Regions from separate parts of the Homo sapiens genome. Here regions 1 and 2 are each linked to region 3. Evidence: read pairs that join two places in POLR2A ChIA-PET (ENCODE). Cell type or tissue: HepG2. All regions are shown on one strand. Region 1 holds the start of UIMC1 (ubiquitin interaction motif containing 1). Region 2 overlaps RGS14 (regulator of G protein signaling 14). Region 3 holds the start of FGFR4 (fibroblast growth factor receptor 4).

Region 1 (5,000 bases), 81 kb after region 3:
GGAAATGACATGCCATCATTTCTGCCTTATTCTATTGTTTAGAAGTGAGTTATTAAGCATAGCCCACACACAAGAAGAGAGATTACACAAGAGTGTGGTTGCCAGCCTGTGGGATCTAGGGCCATCTTACAGGCTGCCTGCCATAGGCTGTCTGTCCTCAGGTTTGCAGAATGGCTGCCACCACCAATGCATCAATAGTCTTCCCTGAAGTAAGATGCCCTAAAAGGATCTTTTTGGCCCTGCACTGAAACCTTTTCTGATCTCCCCACTCCTCAATTCAATTCAATCAACATTTTTTGAGTGTTTGCTTTAGGACAGGCCCATTGCTACTTGTGAGGATTACATGGATCATGTCTTCATAGAGCTCACAAGTCTTATAGAAGAGATATAGACTCATAGAGCAAAGAATTGTAGTATACTGTGGGAGATCGAATGTCCCAGCAGCTGAGGAAGGATGCAGGAGAAATGAACTGAGGTTCAAGGAAGCAGTGGAAGAAATGGTTCAGGTGGGTTTTGGAGGATCAGTTGGAGGTAGGTGGCATGGGGGAGATAGGGCAAAGGCATTCCAGAATGTAAATGTTACAGAAAAGTATTAAGAATAATGTGCCTGTAGTTCCACGTTCGATTACCCTACTGTTAACATTTTCTTACGTTTATTTTTAGGTCTCTCTCTCTCTTTTTTTTTTTTTTGAGACAGAGTCTCACTCTGTCACCCAGGCTGGAGTGCAGTGGTGTGATCTCGGCTCACTGCAACCTCTGCCTCCCAGGTTCAAGCGATTTTCCTGCCTCAGCCTCCCGAATAGCTGGGATTACTGGCATGTACCACCACGCCAAGCTAATTTTTGTATTTTTAGTGGAGATGGGGTTTCACCATGTTGGTCAGGCTAGTCTCTAACTCCTGACCTCAAGTGATCTGCCTACCTTGGCCCCCCAAAGTGCTGGGATTACAGGCGTGATCCACCACGCCTGGCCAGGTCTTTCTTTTTAATAGAAATCATGACAGATCTATCTGAAGTCCTGTTTGCTTCTCCCCACATTTTCCGCTACTCCTTCTTTCACCCCTTTACCATTACCATGGTATCCATCTAGTTCATCTTATATACTTTTACACACATAGATTTTCTGTAAACAGTATATACTGTTCTAATTTACCTATTTTTAAATTTATATAAATCATTTCACAGTGTACATATTTGTTGGCATGTCGCTATTTCAATAACTTAAGTAGTTGTGACCTAGCAAATGTTGACACATATAGGATTCCTTTGTTTTATTTGTTGTAGTATATCACTGTAGGGACATTTGGTGTTTTATTTATGCGAGACTTATTGGACATTTCTGCTGTTCACATTTTCCGCCAGGAAGCTGGCCTCCTTGAACATGTCTTGTGCACACCTGTAGGAGTGTCTGTATTTTTCTTTTCTTTCTTTCCCTTTTTTTTTTTTTTTTTTTTTGAGACGGAGTCTCGCTCTGTTGCCCAGGCTGGAGTGCAGTGGCAGTGACCTGGGCTCACTGCATCCTCCGCCTCCCGGATTCAAGCGATTCTCCTGCCTCAGGCTCCTGAGTAGCTGTTATTACACGCACGCGCCACCACGCCTGGCTAATTTTTGTATTTTAGTACAGAAGGGGTTTCTCTATGTTGACCAGGCTGGTCTCGAACTCCCGACCTCAGGTAATCCGCCCGCCTCTGCCTCCCAAAGCGCTGGGATTACAGGCGTGAGCCATCGCACCCGGCATTTCCGTATTTTTCTAGACGTGAAATTGCTGGGTCATAAAATGGACATTTTAAATTTCATCACACGGAATTGTCCTCAAAAGTGGCCGTTCTATACATTTTGCCCCACAGCTATCTCTGAGTCTGTTGTTACTCCTTGCTTTCCCCCAAAGCGCAAGCAACTGAGACCGCGCAAGGTGCGAGCCGGCTCACGGGCGGTCAGCGCCTCCCGCGCAGTTGGTACGTCCCGGATGGCTCCCCCGCGGCGGGGGTTGGTTAAGTCTCCGCGCGCTGCGCCTGCGCCCGCCCCGAGAGCGTGTCTCTGGCATCGGACGCGCGCGCCCCTCCCCCTCCCCCCGCGCTCCCAACGTGTGGCGGCTCGCGACCCCCGGCAACCCGGAGAAGGTCTACAGAGCGGCCTGCGCCAGCGAGTGAGTACCCGCCGCCTGCGCACAGCTCCGCCCACCCCTCCCTGCCTCCTTTTCTTCCTCAGCGGGTCCGCGGCCCGCTACTCTCCGGGAGGGGCGCTTCCCGACGCCAAGGTAGGCCTCTCCCGACGCCGGGGCGGCCCTTCCTGATGCCGGGGTGTGTCTCTCGCGACGCGGGGGTGGGCTCCGGACGCCGGGGCTGGCCTTGCCGAAGTCGGGGGTGGGTCCCTCCGGACGCCGAAGTGGGCTCGGGATGCGGGGCTGGGACCCTCCCGATTCCGGGGCGGATTCCGGACGCCGGGACCGGCCATTACTGGTGCCGGGTTGGGCTTCTCCAGATGCCGGGGCTGGGTCCTTCCCAAGGTTGAGGTGGGTTCGGGACGCGGGTTGGGTCTCCCCTGACGCCACGCAGGGCCCCTCGGAACGCCAGGTTGGGCTTTGCACCTTCGGTTGCCGGGCGGGTCCCTTTCACACCTGGGGGGCGGCCTGCATCCTCCCGGGCGTCGGGCGAGCGCCGAGCTCCCTCAGCCGTGGTCCGCGCCGCCTCACGCCTCGGGGCGCCAGGCCCGCGCTCCTTCCCGTGCCGGGTTGCTGTTTTGTTGTGTGATCCTCGTTTTCTCTAATTATTTGCCCCGAAAATAACCCCCAGCGCACTCCTTGGAGATCCCTATCGTCCTAGACGATTTCGCCCCCGCAGGGCCGGCGCGTTTCCAGGTGCTTAGGCAGCGCCGCAGGCTTCTCGAGCGCCACAGCCGGCGGGCTGGTGCCCTGCCGCTCAGTTAACGGGGCGCGAGTCCCGGGCAGTAGTGGAGCTGGATTTGAATCCCAGCAGCTGGACTCCAGTGTTCTTTCATTTAATCACTACATCGCACCGAGATATAGAAATGACACCCGGAAAAAGTGAAAAGTTTATGCTTCTGTCTTTATTGTTTTCCTGTCAAGGGAGGCAGTGCCTTGTAGTCGAATGAAAGTGTGTTTTTGGAATCAGATACATTCAGCTTCAACTCTCAGCCCTTTACCAGCTTATCCGCTGTTTGCGTTAAGTTTCCTCATGTGGAACATCGTGATATGAATACCTACGACGCAGAGTTGTTGTGATACTAGATACTAAAGTGTTTGGATTGTATTGTTACACACTTGTCCTAAACTGAGGCTGAATATAAACTGAAAAAATGGAAAATGAAGTATCAGGGATGTATGCGTGTGTAGGTATGCATTTACCTTTTTACAAAAATTACGGAAATAAGTTCATTGTATTTAGTTATTAGAGCGCTTGGTCGACGGGCCTGGTGGCTCACTCCTATACTCCCAGCACTTTGAGAGGCCGAGGCAGAAAAATCACTTGAGTCCAGGAGTATCAAGACCCGCCTGGGCAACATAGGAGACCCTGTCTCTACAAAAAATAAAAAAAATTATTAGAGTGTGGTGGCGCCTGCCTATAGTCTCAGCTACTCAGGTGGCTGAGGCAGGAGGATCCCGTGAGCCCAGGAAGTGGAGGCTGCAGGTGAGCTATGATCGTGCCACTGCCCTTCAGCATGGGCAAGAGAGTGAGACCCTGTCTCTTAAAACCCTCAAAATTAAAAAAAAAAAATTAGCTGGGCGTGGTGGCGCGTGCCTGTGGTTCCCAGCTTCTCGGGAAACTGAGGTAGGAGGATTGCTTGACCTTTGGACCAGGTCGAGGCTGATTGCCCTACTGCACTCCAGCCTGGGTGACAGAGCAAGACCTTGTCTCCAAATAAAGAAAGTGCTAGGTACCTATTTAGGGGTAAAAGTCAATCATTTATAAAGGATTGTTCTTAAGGTCCCTGTGCCCCCAAGCTTTCAAAGCAATTTTGACAAGTTTGGTACCCAGACTGTCAAGATTTTAAATTACCTTGTCAGTGATTTTTCTTCAGATAGATCAAGACGATGGATGTGCTGAAATAAAATGGCAAATAATATCTGAAATTGAGGATTTTCAAGGACACTGCCCAAAATGTTACCTGTGAAATAAATAAGTCTCATTACTGGGGCACCTGTCCTGCTTCTGCATCTTTCTGGAGACATTTTGTTCCTTAATTGTCATTAAGAAGCTGCTGTTGGCATCCAGACTTGATTCCTCCTTCATTGGCAGTTAGTGGTAATTCATTTTAGCTTTAGTTCAATAAGTGAAGATAGACCATTATTTTAGTGAGTTCTTCATCTTTGAAGGGTAGTAACTTAAAAAAAAATAGTAGTTGAACTGTATACAGGCTTGCTTGTTTAAATGAACTGATCAGGGACCTTTCTTATTTACGTTTTTAGAATTACTGTGGAAAACAGTAATTTAATGTGGCTAAATCTCATGAAGCACTGGAAATTTTGGAATTTGTATCTGTGGGGAGCCTGTACTTAATGCTTCTTATTGATCCATCATCTGCTGTGATTCTTTGAAAACCCACCTTGAGCCTGCAGTGGTTCTATGCTGGGTTTTTATTTATTTACATGCCTTTTAGAAATTAGACATATTTTGTGGTATAGCTTTGTTTGCTATCAAATTTGAGCATATTGGTTTAAGTATATGGTACATGTAATCCCAGCACTTTGGGAGGCTGAGGTGGGCAATTGCTTGCACCCAGGAGCTCAAGACCAGCTTGGATAACGTGGTGAAACCCAGTCTCTACAAAAAATACAAAAAATTAGCTGGGCTTGTTGGCACATGTCTGTAGTCCCAGCTGCCCAGGAGGCTCTGGTGGGAGAATTGCCTGATCCTGGGAAGTCGAGGCTGCAGTGAGCTATTATCATGCCACTGCACTCCATCACAGAGTGAGGCCTTGTCTCAGTAACAATACACGTGCACACACGGTACAGGAAACATTTAAATAGGATGGAAACTACTC
Region 2 (5,000 bases), 280 kb before region 3:
TGACCACCTTCAGAGGCCCCACTGCCTGCTCCAGCCTGATGTGGGGGTTGGGGGCAGCATCTCCCAGGCAGTAGGCTTATGCTGTGCTGCAGGAGCAGGTGGAGTGTGGGTGAGGAAGTTATATTTAGCATGTATGAAAGCCCATCTGGGCTGCTGGCAGCCGCCCTAGCGGCCTGAGAAGAGTGGGCAAAATGCCTCCCACTACTGCCCTCGCACCCCTGCACTCCAGGCCCCTGAACATGCCCCGCAAGTACCCACCTGCAGGCCTTTGCCTAAGCTGTTCCCTCTGCCTGGAATATCCTCCCCCACAGCTCTGCCCATCCACATCTACTGCTGCTTCTTCCATGAAGCCTTCCGGACACCAGCCAGAAATGCCTACCCTCTCCCAAGAGACCTTCTCTGGAGTTTTCACTCTTCCTCCTCCCTGATCACTCCCTGCTTGGCTTACTTTCAGCCTGTGGGCCAGGAGGACAGCCCCAGATCTAGGTTCCTCTCCCCCACACACCTGGCAAGGCCTTAGGACTTGTCTACTAGGTAAATGAAATCCCGATGGCCCCCTGGAAGGTAGCATTCTTCCTTGAGATTCCCCTGACTGAATGGTTTCCTTTAAAGCCAGTTTTCCCCTAGGTCTTCTTTAAAGTTTAAGCTAGTTTGCACCTAAAGGAAAAAGTTCATTGGTTAGGTGCACTTGGGTGCCCCTAGAGGCTAAGGAGGTGAGGGCACCCCACGGATGGCCATTTCCAGGATGGGTCTGTGGGGATGGGAGTCTGGACTCTGGGAATGATGAGGGGCAAACCCCAGCTCCAACAGTGGTTCTCTCCAGTTTTACCTCCCTAAGGTCACCACAATAGGATGATGGATGAAGGTGGAAACCTGGAAGGACATGAGGTGGGGGGTGGGTGGATGTCTGAGTGAGTGAAAGTTGGTGCTGAGGGTGCTTTGGAGTTGGGTTTAGAACTTGAATTGGGGTTGGAGCCATGACTGAGCAGAGACAGAAATGGAGTTGGGGTCAGGATCAGGAAGGAGGTTAGAGTTGGAGCCAGGTCACGTTCCCACCTGTTCATTGCCCACCAGGTAGACCTTGATGTCAGGTAGAGAGAGGCCTCGTTTCTCACAGATCCCTGCCAGCATGTCTCGGATGGTGAGGCCAGGTCTGGCCAGGGCCAAGGAGGCTGTGCCATCGGGCAGGTACACACAGCAGTACTTCCCTGGCCGGCTTTCACTTTCACCCTCCGTGCTCCCAAGGCTCTTCCGGTGGCTCTGATTCATGGCAGGAGTGGGGGAGATTATGTGTACACATGCAAGGGCATGCACACAGGTACACAGAGATAGGTAAGCTTGCTGGGGCTCAAGCATGCACACGCACTCCCAAGGCAGGCAAAGATACGTCCTCCTGCAGGAACACATGTATGCACACCCAGGCATATGGGCACCTAGAGACGGGTCCACCCGCTGATTCCCACACACGTGCTGTGTATACACACCTGGGTGCTGCACATGTGCACACATTTGCCAACTGAGGATGTGTACCCATGACATATATGGGGACCAATGTAGTGAGACAAGTAAGGAGGCTGAAGGGTTGGCTACGCAGAGCAAGCTGGGAGACGCAGTAAGGACAGCAACTTGGAATGAGGGCCACCACGTAAATGGGCCTGAGTAGTGACTCTAGCCCATAGAGCATCTTGTCTTCCCCAACAGTCGGCTCACCTCAGATTTGCTGCTGACGAAGGCTAGGAAGCCAAGGTCCAGGCTGGCGGAGGAGTTGAGGGAGCCCTGAGACTCTCGGCGCAAGGCGGCGTTTGCAGTCCCGCCCAGCTCTAGTGAAGAGGGAGCGATGAACGCGAACAGCCCCCCGCCCTCACCCATCCTCTGCGGAAGCCTGTTCCCCACTGGTGGGCCTTGTTTGGAGCCATCCTGCAGGGGCCCAGGTGTAAATCCCTGGGAGCGACACCACCGTTGGAGATTTCCAAACGTCTGAGGTCTAGCCCAAGACCCGAACCACCCAGGGGAGTGTGGTGGTCACTGGGACCTGGGTTTCAATTTTCACAGACTTACAGACTGTGGGCCACGTAGGAGGAAGGGGGCACTCCCCAAATTTAACCAAACTCCCGCCTTCCCCACATCTCTGTTGCTCGCTCCTGCCCTCACCCCGGCGGAAGGACTTGCGGAGAGGGCGGCCCCCAGGACCCTCAACGGGTGGCAGCTGCCCCAACTCCTCCACACCCAGCGGCAGCGACTTCCCGGGCTTCAGCTTCGGCTTCTGTGGGTACAGGGGAGGCGCTGGCACCGGGCTGGGCCCCAGCCCGCATGCAGACCGTGGGCACAGACTCGCAGATCTGCACCCGGAGGCGTCCCCTCTTGCACGCGGTCCGCAGGACCCCCTGCCTCGCCCAGTCCCTCGCCCAGTCCCACGCACCTTCCTCGTGGCGTCAGGGCTGCCGAGGCGCGAGGAGCCAGGTTCCCGCAGAGGGCGTCCCTCGGCTTCGGCTAGCAGGCACTCGCGGTACAGCGGGGACTTGACGAAGCGCGCATAGCTGTCGAACTTCATCAAGTTGAAGATCTGCGGGGCGACCCCGGAACAGGTGAGCCGGGGCTGGGGTGGGGGCGCTGGGCTGCCTGCACCCAGGCCGGGTCCTTGGGGCTGGCCCCGCCCCAAACCTAGGGCTGGATTTCCCAAGCCCCGCCCCGACCTCAGTTCCTATACCCACCCCCGGGGTCCAAGCCCGCCCCGAGCTCAGCTAGGCTCCGCCTCTAACTGTCCTTCCCCGTGCCTCTGATACCGCCCTCTGAGCTCCGCCCTGCCTGCCCCGGCATTTGGCTCTGTCTCCGCCTCCAAATTTGCCCCCTCCGCTTTGTAGTTCAGACTCCCCGCCAGGGTCCGACCCCGCCCCTGCTCCTTTTGTCTCCCTTTCAAGGCCAATCCCCCCAGGATCGCCCACCTGAAGCTGCTGTGCCCGAAACATGTCCGGCCGGGGCTCGGCCAGCACCTCCTCGCCAAGCCAGGCCTGACGGTCGATGTTCACTGGGCTCAGCGCCTGGCTGGACAGGAACTCCTGGTAGATGTTGCGGGCCTCCTGAGCTAGCTGAAGGAGGAGGGACAGGAGGAGTTGGTCAGGGAGCGTGGCCCAGTTCCCCTCTCCCCAGCCCTCGGCCCCAGCTCCCCCTTCCCCCACCTGCTGGGTATCGCTGGCCGGGATCTGCTGGAAGCGCTCGCAGGCCTTCCAGAAAGTCACGTTTTCCGCGCTGAACTCCTTCTTCAGGAACTCCTGGGAGGGGAAGGAGGGGGAGGCAGGCAGAGACTCAGAGACACAGAGACCAAACTGGGGGATGTGATCAAAAAGATTGGGACAGAGACAGGGCCAAGAGACCAAGCCAGACAGACAGGGCCAGACAGACAGACGGAGCCAGACCGATCTGAAGACAGGGAGAGAAAATGAGAGGCAGAGACAAGGACAGGGAGAAGGAAGAAAAGTTCCCAGCTGGGAGAAGAGGAAGAGGGTGCTGCAGGAAGGCTAGATGAGGAAGCTGACAGAGGACCCCACTCTGGCCAGCCTGAAGCTCCATCCACGCCCTGCCCTCTCCCGTGTCCCCCCTTCCCTTTCCCTACCCCAGGCTTACAGTGAAGTAAGCCAGGCCCAGCGGGTCCTGCAACAGCCGCTCGAAGGACAGGGCCCAGCTGGCCACAGGCTGCTCCTCGGTTGGGAAGGGGCTGCTGGGACCACTGGGGAGGCTGTGGATGCTGAGAGAGCTGCCGCGGCCCTCGCCCTGGCCCTGGGGCCCCGTCGTGCTGCTCAGCTCTGCAGGGGGATGGACAAGTTGGGGTGAGCCTTGCTGCCTTCCCCAGCCCCTGGCACAACCCACCCTCCCCCATGCATCCACTCTGCAGCCATGTTCCCTGGAAAGATAGCAGGTGGCAGGGGTGTCCCCACCCATCTCCACCTCCCTCCTCCCTCCCACTCAGCCAGTTCTCCACACATTCTGTCACTTACCTCCATCTGACACAGCCAGAACCTATAAGAGACCCAACAGAGAAAGTCAGAAGAGCCCAGTGAGGATTCCCAGGGGACAGTTCTGGGCCCGACTCCCAGGAGCTGGAACTGCGTTCTCCTCCACCTGGGCATCCCCGGCCAGGTTCTACTTGGTCAGGGTTTTCCTCAGTCTGCCCCTGGCTCCCCTTCCATCCTGTGCCAACCACTAAGTACTGGGACTTATGGCAGGTACCTTCCAGCAGCCCCTGGTTCCCTCCTCCCCCAGCCCCTGCTGGGTGAGCCAGGTGTGCATAGCATGGTGGGTAGGAACAGACTTTAGTCTCTGCCACTTACTAGCTGTGTAACTTTGGGCAAGTTAGTTAACTTGTTTGCCTCCATCTGTAATCTGTAAATAGGAGATAATGCCTATTTACAAATGGAGGCAAACCATTTGCTTCCATCTTGATGTAAAGATCAAGTCAGTTTAATATATTCACAGCATTGGCTGGACACGGTGGCTCACGCCTGTAATCCCAGCACTTTGGGAGGCCGAGATGGGTGGATCACCTGAGGTCAGGAGTTCGAGACCAGCCTGGCCAACATGGTGAAACCCAGTCTCTACTAAAAATACAAAAAAAAAAAAAAATTAGCTGGATGTGGTTGTGGATGCCTGTAATCCCAGCTACTCGGGAGGCTGAGGCAGGAGAATCGCTTGAACCCAGGAGGCAGAGGTTGCAGTGAGCTGAGATTGTGGCATTGCCCTCCAGCCCGGGTGACAAGAGCAAAGCTCCGTCTCAATAAAAGAAAATCAAATAAAAATATATCCACAGCATCTAGAACATGGGCCAGCATGTGATATGGGCTGTATAAACATGTGCTGTCTTTGAGGAAGGAGAGGTGTCTCTGCAGCCAGTGATCTTACTATCGCACGTGTTGCCTATTGGGCCCAGGGTCCCATTACCACCGTGGGAGGGCACAAGATGCTGGTCTATAGTACAGAGCAGTGGTTCTCAAACTTCAGTGCAGAGT
Region 3 (5,000 bases):
CCTCCAGGGACAAGACTGGAGGCCCAGGCACACTCAGCAGGACCCCCAACAGGGCCAGCAGCAGCCGCATCTCCTTCTCACAGCTCTCAGGGACCCAAGCTGGACTTCCCACCAACTGCCTTCCTAAAATAGGGAGGGAAAAGAGCTCCTGCTACACGTGCACCTTTGTGGGGGCTTTTCCCTTATTTTGCAGATAAGGAAACTGAGACAGGAAGTGGCCAGCAGATGTGTCCAAGTCCCTGGCCAGGCTGTGGCAGTGCAGACTGGAACCAGCTCTGTAGTAGCCAGAGCCTAAGGCCTCCCCACGGTAGGTTGTGCAAGGGGTCTGGGCTGGGCTTCCTGCTCTCCCTGAGTCCTGCTGGGACCCTGGCACACGTTCACAGAAAGCAGTTTTGGGATTCTTTTTTGGAGGGAAGCAGAGAACGGAGACATATCTTCTGCATGCTCTCGGCACACATAATTTCTTTTTTGCTAAATAAATGAATTGATTGCAGAAGAGCCAAAAAAGAAAGTGAAAAATGACACAAGGTCAAACTTCAGCATCTGGATGGCATCTGATCCGATCCCCACTCCTTACAGCATTACTGACATTTCCAGGGCTGGGTGGTCACAACTGACAAGGCGGCCCCTTCCGTGGCAAGCAGGACCGCGACCCTGGATACCTCTGCTTGTTATGCACCAACTCCATCTGAGGCACACACGGTTTTGTAAAGAATACAGACCCTAATTTTCCATCTGCCAGAGCCAAGTTCAAATCCTGACTCTCACCAACTTGTAATTCCTTGTCTCTGTCTCTCTCTGGCTTACTATCCTCATAGGACTGTTTTGAGGATAAAAGAGAGAACGTGCGTCGGCACGCAGAGTGTTGGAATGTTCTCCTCCCTGTGCCCGGCCCTAGAACGGTTAACCTGTTGCCCTGGGTCTGCCCTTAGCCAGTCACCTCTGGTTCGGATGCTGTTACTGTCAGGCTGTGATGTACACACACCCCAGCTGGCTATCCTCTTCCAAATGCTACCAAGGACGCCTCTGTTCCCCAAAATAGAACACTCAGAACTGAGTCTCAGCTGGGACAAAGGAATCGGTGACCACTGCAGTCCTAGGGGCCTATGGGTGGCACTGGTGTCTCTGGATCTACCCTGCGTGGGAAGCCTATCACACCTCCTCCTCCTTGGTCACTGCCACTCCACTTCCAGTCCATCTGGCTTCCCCTGCCCCTTCTCAAGGCAGGTCATGGCCATCTCTTGCATGGGCCTCTGGAAACATCCTCTCCCTCGGCTCTTCAACCTTCATCTTCCAGCAGAGTTTTAAAAAACTACAAGTCGGCTGGGCGCGATGGTTCACACCTGTAATCCCAGCACTTTGGGAGGCCGAGGTGGGCGGATCACGAGGTCAGGAGATCGAGAACATCCTGGCTAACACGGTGAAACCCCGTCTCTACTAAAAATACAAAAAATTAGCCGGGCGCGGTGGCGGGCGCCTGTAGTCCCAGCTACTCGGGAGGCTGAGGCAGGAGAATGGCGCGAACCCGGGAGGCGGAGCTTGCAGTGAGCCGAGATCGCGCCACTGCACTCCAGCCTGGGCGACAGAGTGAGACTCCGTCTCAAAAAAAACAAAATAAAAAAATAAAATAAAATAAAAAAACAAACAAAAAAACCTGCAAGTCTGCCATGTCATGCCCCCCAGCTTGCAAGCCCTTAATGGCTACCTGTGCCCAGCAGGATCCAGCTCAACATCCTAGGGCTCCCTCTCTGCCGCTGCCTATCTCTTTGGTCACACCGTCTGCCCCTTCAGGAGCGCTGAAGCCATTGGCTTTCAAAACTGGGCACATGTGCTCTCTTGCCCATCCCTCTGTGCCCCTCATTGCTCTTCTCTACCTGACTCAGATACTGCTGTCTCTGGCCCACCTCAACTCTCGAATCCAGTCGGATCCTCCTTGGTAAAACTCCCTACCAAGCTCGGCTTGGCAGGGAGGGCAGCTCTTTGGGTACACAGCTTGGGCTGGGAGTGGGTGGGGAGGCCCGGGGAGTTTATTCCTACCCCAGGCTGCCCTGATATCAGAGTCCTTAGTCGAGTCACCCATGGCTGCTGACCGCTGACCGACCACCCCCCACGTGGGAATGGAGGGCCTGCCTTAGGCATCAGACAGTCCTGGGTTCTCCTTCAGCCTCCCGCACTCGCGCTGGAGGCCCCCGGGCACTAAGTGACTGAACTTTTCGGGGCCTCAGGTCCCTCATCTCTGCCGCCGGCGCGAAGACAGCCGCAGGGACAAGCGCGCTTGTCCTCCCCCACCCTTGCCGGGCCAGCCTGGGGGGAGGTGCGAATCAATGGGTCCCGAGGGTAGCTGCACAGGGCCAGCCTGCCCCCGCCTCGGTGGGCAATGAGTAACCAGCTCCGCGGCCGGGGTGCTCTTTGGACGGAGCGGGACAAAAGGCCCTGTGTGCACTGCGGGTTACTGATTTACCGCCCCCTCCACCCCCTGCCGCCCGGCGGACGCCCAGGTCCCCTGCGCCGGGAGGGGCAGTCCCCGTAGCCCCGCCGCCTCTCGCCCCCTGGCGGCTGGGAGCGCAGCCCGGGCCCACAAGGGTTCCGGCTCACCTCGAGCCTGCGTGACTCCGCGCCCAGCACAGGGTCCTGCTCACCTGGCTCCTCCTCACCTGGCTCCTCCGCCGCCTCACTCCCAGCTCCAGCCGGCCGCGACCCCTGCACGCGGCAGGGTCCGCAGACAGCCCGAGCGCTCCTCGGCCGGGAGCGAGGAATGTACCCGCGACGGCGGCGTGGCCGCGAGCGGCCCACCTCCTGTCCCACCCCGCCCCTCGGGCCCGCCCCCTCCTGCTCGGGCCCGCCCCTCCTTCCACGCCCCCCCCCCCCCCACCCGGGCCCGCCCACCTCCTGCCACACCCCCTCGGGCCCGCCCCGCCTAGACCAGCTCGAGCCGGAGAGAGGTGTGGCCAGGGGTGGCCAAGATCCCCGCCCACCTGGAGAGCCCCGCCCCCGACCCAGTCAGCCCACTCCCGGGACCCCGCCCCAGCCTATACACACACCCCTACACGCAACCCCCCTATACACACCCCATTCAGGCTCCGCCTCTTTCGCCCCACCCAGGCCCCAGGCCAGGCTCCTAAATTCTAGTCTACTACCCAGCTCTACTCCTTGCTTTTCACCCTTCAGGGAATGCCTGGCTCCCCTGTCTTCTGCGCAGTGCCGTGCAGCGGATAGGAGAACCCCTTCCTTCTGCTCCCTCATTTGTTCCCTGCGCAACCTGCGGAGTGATACTTACAACACAAATCTGACTGTGTCAGCCACTCCCTTAAATTTTCCTATAGATTCCCATAGCTCTTTATACATAGATTGCCATGACCCACGCCTCCTGGCTCCCACCCTGCTACTCCTGGGCAGTTTCACGTACCATTCTCTCTTCCTGGAATGGCCCTTGGTCTGGTTAATTTCATATTATTCTCAGCTCACTTCCTTCAGGAAGCCCTCTGGACTTGCAAGCTCCTCTTAGATGACGTCTCTACTGTGAGGATGGAGAAAGAAACAGGGTGAAGTGGTTCAGAGCACAGACTACAGGGCTGGACGTCATAGGCCCAGCTCTCAGCACCATCACACAAGGCCTCAGTCTTCACTGTCCTTTCAGTAAAACAGGCAAATGATAGTCTCACCCACAAGAGGTTGTTGCAAAAAGTAGACATGTTAGCAGTATGTGTAAGCCTGGCATGCAGCGCTTGCTTTGTAATACTAGCTGTAATTATTTAGGACCTGTTATTTCTTCAGCACGCTTGCCAGAATTGTAACTGAACAGTTAATTATGTAAATAGCTGTGGAATGGCCGGGCACAATGACGGGTGCCTGTAGTTCTAGTTACTAGGAGACTGAGGTAGGAGGACAGCTTGAATTCAGGAGTGTGAGGCCAGCCCTGGCAACATAGTTGCCCTGTCTCTATTTTTCAGTAGAGGAACTGTGTCCTCAGACCTCACCATTAGAGTTCAAGTGTCTGGCATACAGTAGGTGCTCCCAGATAGCTCCGTGCCCACCTGGCTCATGTTTGCCTCACCTGTAAGCACTTCTCTCCTGAGCATCTAGACTGTGGCCAAACCAGGAGGCCAGGCAGCCTCTGATCTCTGCCCATCCCTCACCTGAATCTCAAGCCTTCTCCTTCTCTTAAGGCACCTTGAGAGGAAGGGAAATGGGCTGGGTGCACCTGTGGTCCCAGCTACTTGGGAGGCTGAGGCCAGAGGATTGCTTGAGCCCAGGAAGTCGAGGCAGCAGTGAGCCGTGATCGCTCCACTGCACTGTAGCCTGGGCAACAGGCTATGGAGCGAGACCCTGTCTGAGGCTCAGGTCCTGGTTGTCCCCTCTAGCTAGTGTAGACCCTGTCTTAAGAAGCAACTTCCTTTCTCATTGTTACGCAGGCAAGTCTAGTTCTTTCCACCCTCACTCCCAAAGGGATAGTGGCATATCTTTGCATAACTGTAAGGCCCATTAAAGAGACTTAAAATTGTTTTTTTCTTTTTCTTCTTAAGCGAAAGAATGGTCTCCTCCCAAAGATAAATCAGAAAATAATTGAGGCCAGGCATGGTGGCTCATGCCTATAATCCCAGCACTGTGGGAGGCTGAATCGGGAGGATCGCTTGAACTCAGGAGTTCGAGGCCAGCCTGGGCAACATAGTGAGATCTCGTCTCTATTAAAAATATATATTAGGCTGGGCACGGTGGCTCACGCCTGTAATCTCAGCACTTTGGGAGGCTTAGGTGGGTGGATCACGAGGTCAGGAGTTCAAGACCAACCTGGCAAGATGGTGAAACCCCAGCTCTACTAAAAATACAAAAAAATTAGCCAGGCATGGTGGCATGTGCCTGTAATCTCAGCTACTAGGGAGGCTGAGGCAGAGAATTGCTTGAACCCGGGAGGTGGAGGTTGCAGTGAGCCGAGATCGTGCCATTGCACTCCAGACTGGGTGACAGAGTGAGACTTTGTCTCCAAAAAAAAAAAAAAATAT

What was found. ChIA-PET counts read pairs that join two places held together with the same protein. Peaks named below come from ENCODE experiments on the same cell type or tissue, not always from the same donor. Only the 100,000 strongest peaks of a DNase experiment are listed, where the experiment ranks them.
Region 1: POLR2A ChIA-PET joins it to region 3 with 13 read pairs; 8 of 35 experiments call an interaction of 5 or more read pairs at or near these places.
Region 2: POLR2A ChIA-PET joins it to region 3 with 10 read pairs; 4 of 35 experiments call an interaction of 5 or more read pairs at or near these places.

Annotation. Positions count from the first base shown.
Region 1 is chr5:177,003,795-177,008,794 of GRCh38, reverse strand. It overlaps UIMC1 (ubiquitin interaction motif containing 1), which reads left to right and starts at 2,016. Exons shown (of 15, transcript NM_001199298.2): 1 at 2,016-2,145. RefSeq lists silencers at 1,891-1,990, 2,001-2,390, 2,761-2,810. In HepG2, a CTCF peak has its summit at 2,866; DNase peaks (open chromatin) are centred at 2,064 and 2,884; H3K4me3 peaks cover 2,606 bases.
Region 2 is chr5:177,364,977-177,369,976 of GRCh38, reverse strand. It overlaps RGS14 (regulator of G protein signaling 14), which reads right to left. Exons shown (of 15, transcript NM_006480.5): 2 at 3,993-4,014; 3 at 3,622-3,800; 4 at 3,177-3,269; 5 at 2,943-3,086; 6 at 2,420-2,563; 7 at 2,152-2,263; 8 at 1,711-1,820; 9 at 1,057-1,260. Among named protein-coding and RNA genes, the nearest start is that of RGS14, 9.6 kb to the right of the region's middle. RefSeq lists enhancers at 176-245, 1-645, 1,745-2,383, 2,384-3,023, 4,997-5,000. In HepG2, a CTCF peak has its summit at 704; a DNase peak (open chromatin) is centred at 2,786; H3K4me3 peaks cover 1,024 bases.
Region 3 is chr5:177,084,673-177,089,672 of GRCh38, reverse strand. It overlaps FGFR4 (fibroblast growth factor receptor 4), which reads right to left and starts at 2,758. Exons shown (of 18, transcript NM_213647.3): 1 at 2,596-2,758; 2 at 1-123. The coding sequence starts at 70. RefSeq lists an enhancer at 2,242-2,692, silencers at 2,388-2,847, 3,098-3,147 and a promoter at 2,658-2,877. In HepG2, a CTCF peak has its summit at 2,550 (motif pointing left); DNase peaks (open chromatin) are centred at 1,843, 2,392 and 2,962; H3K4me3 peaks cover 2,473 bases.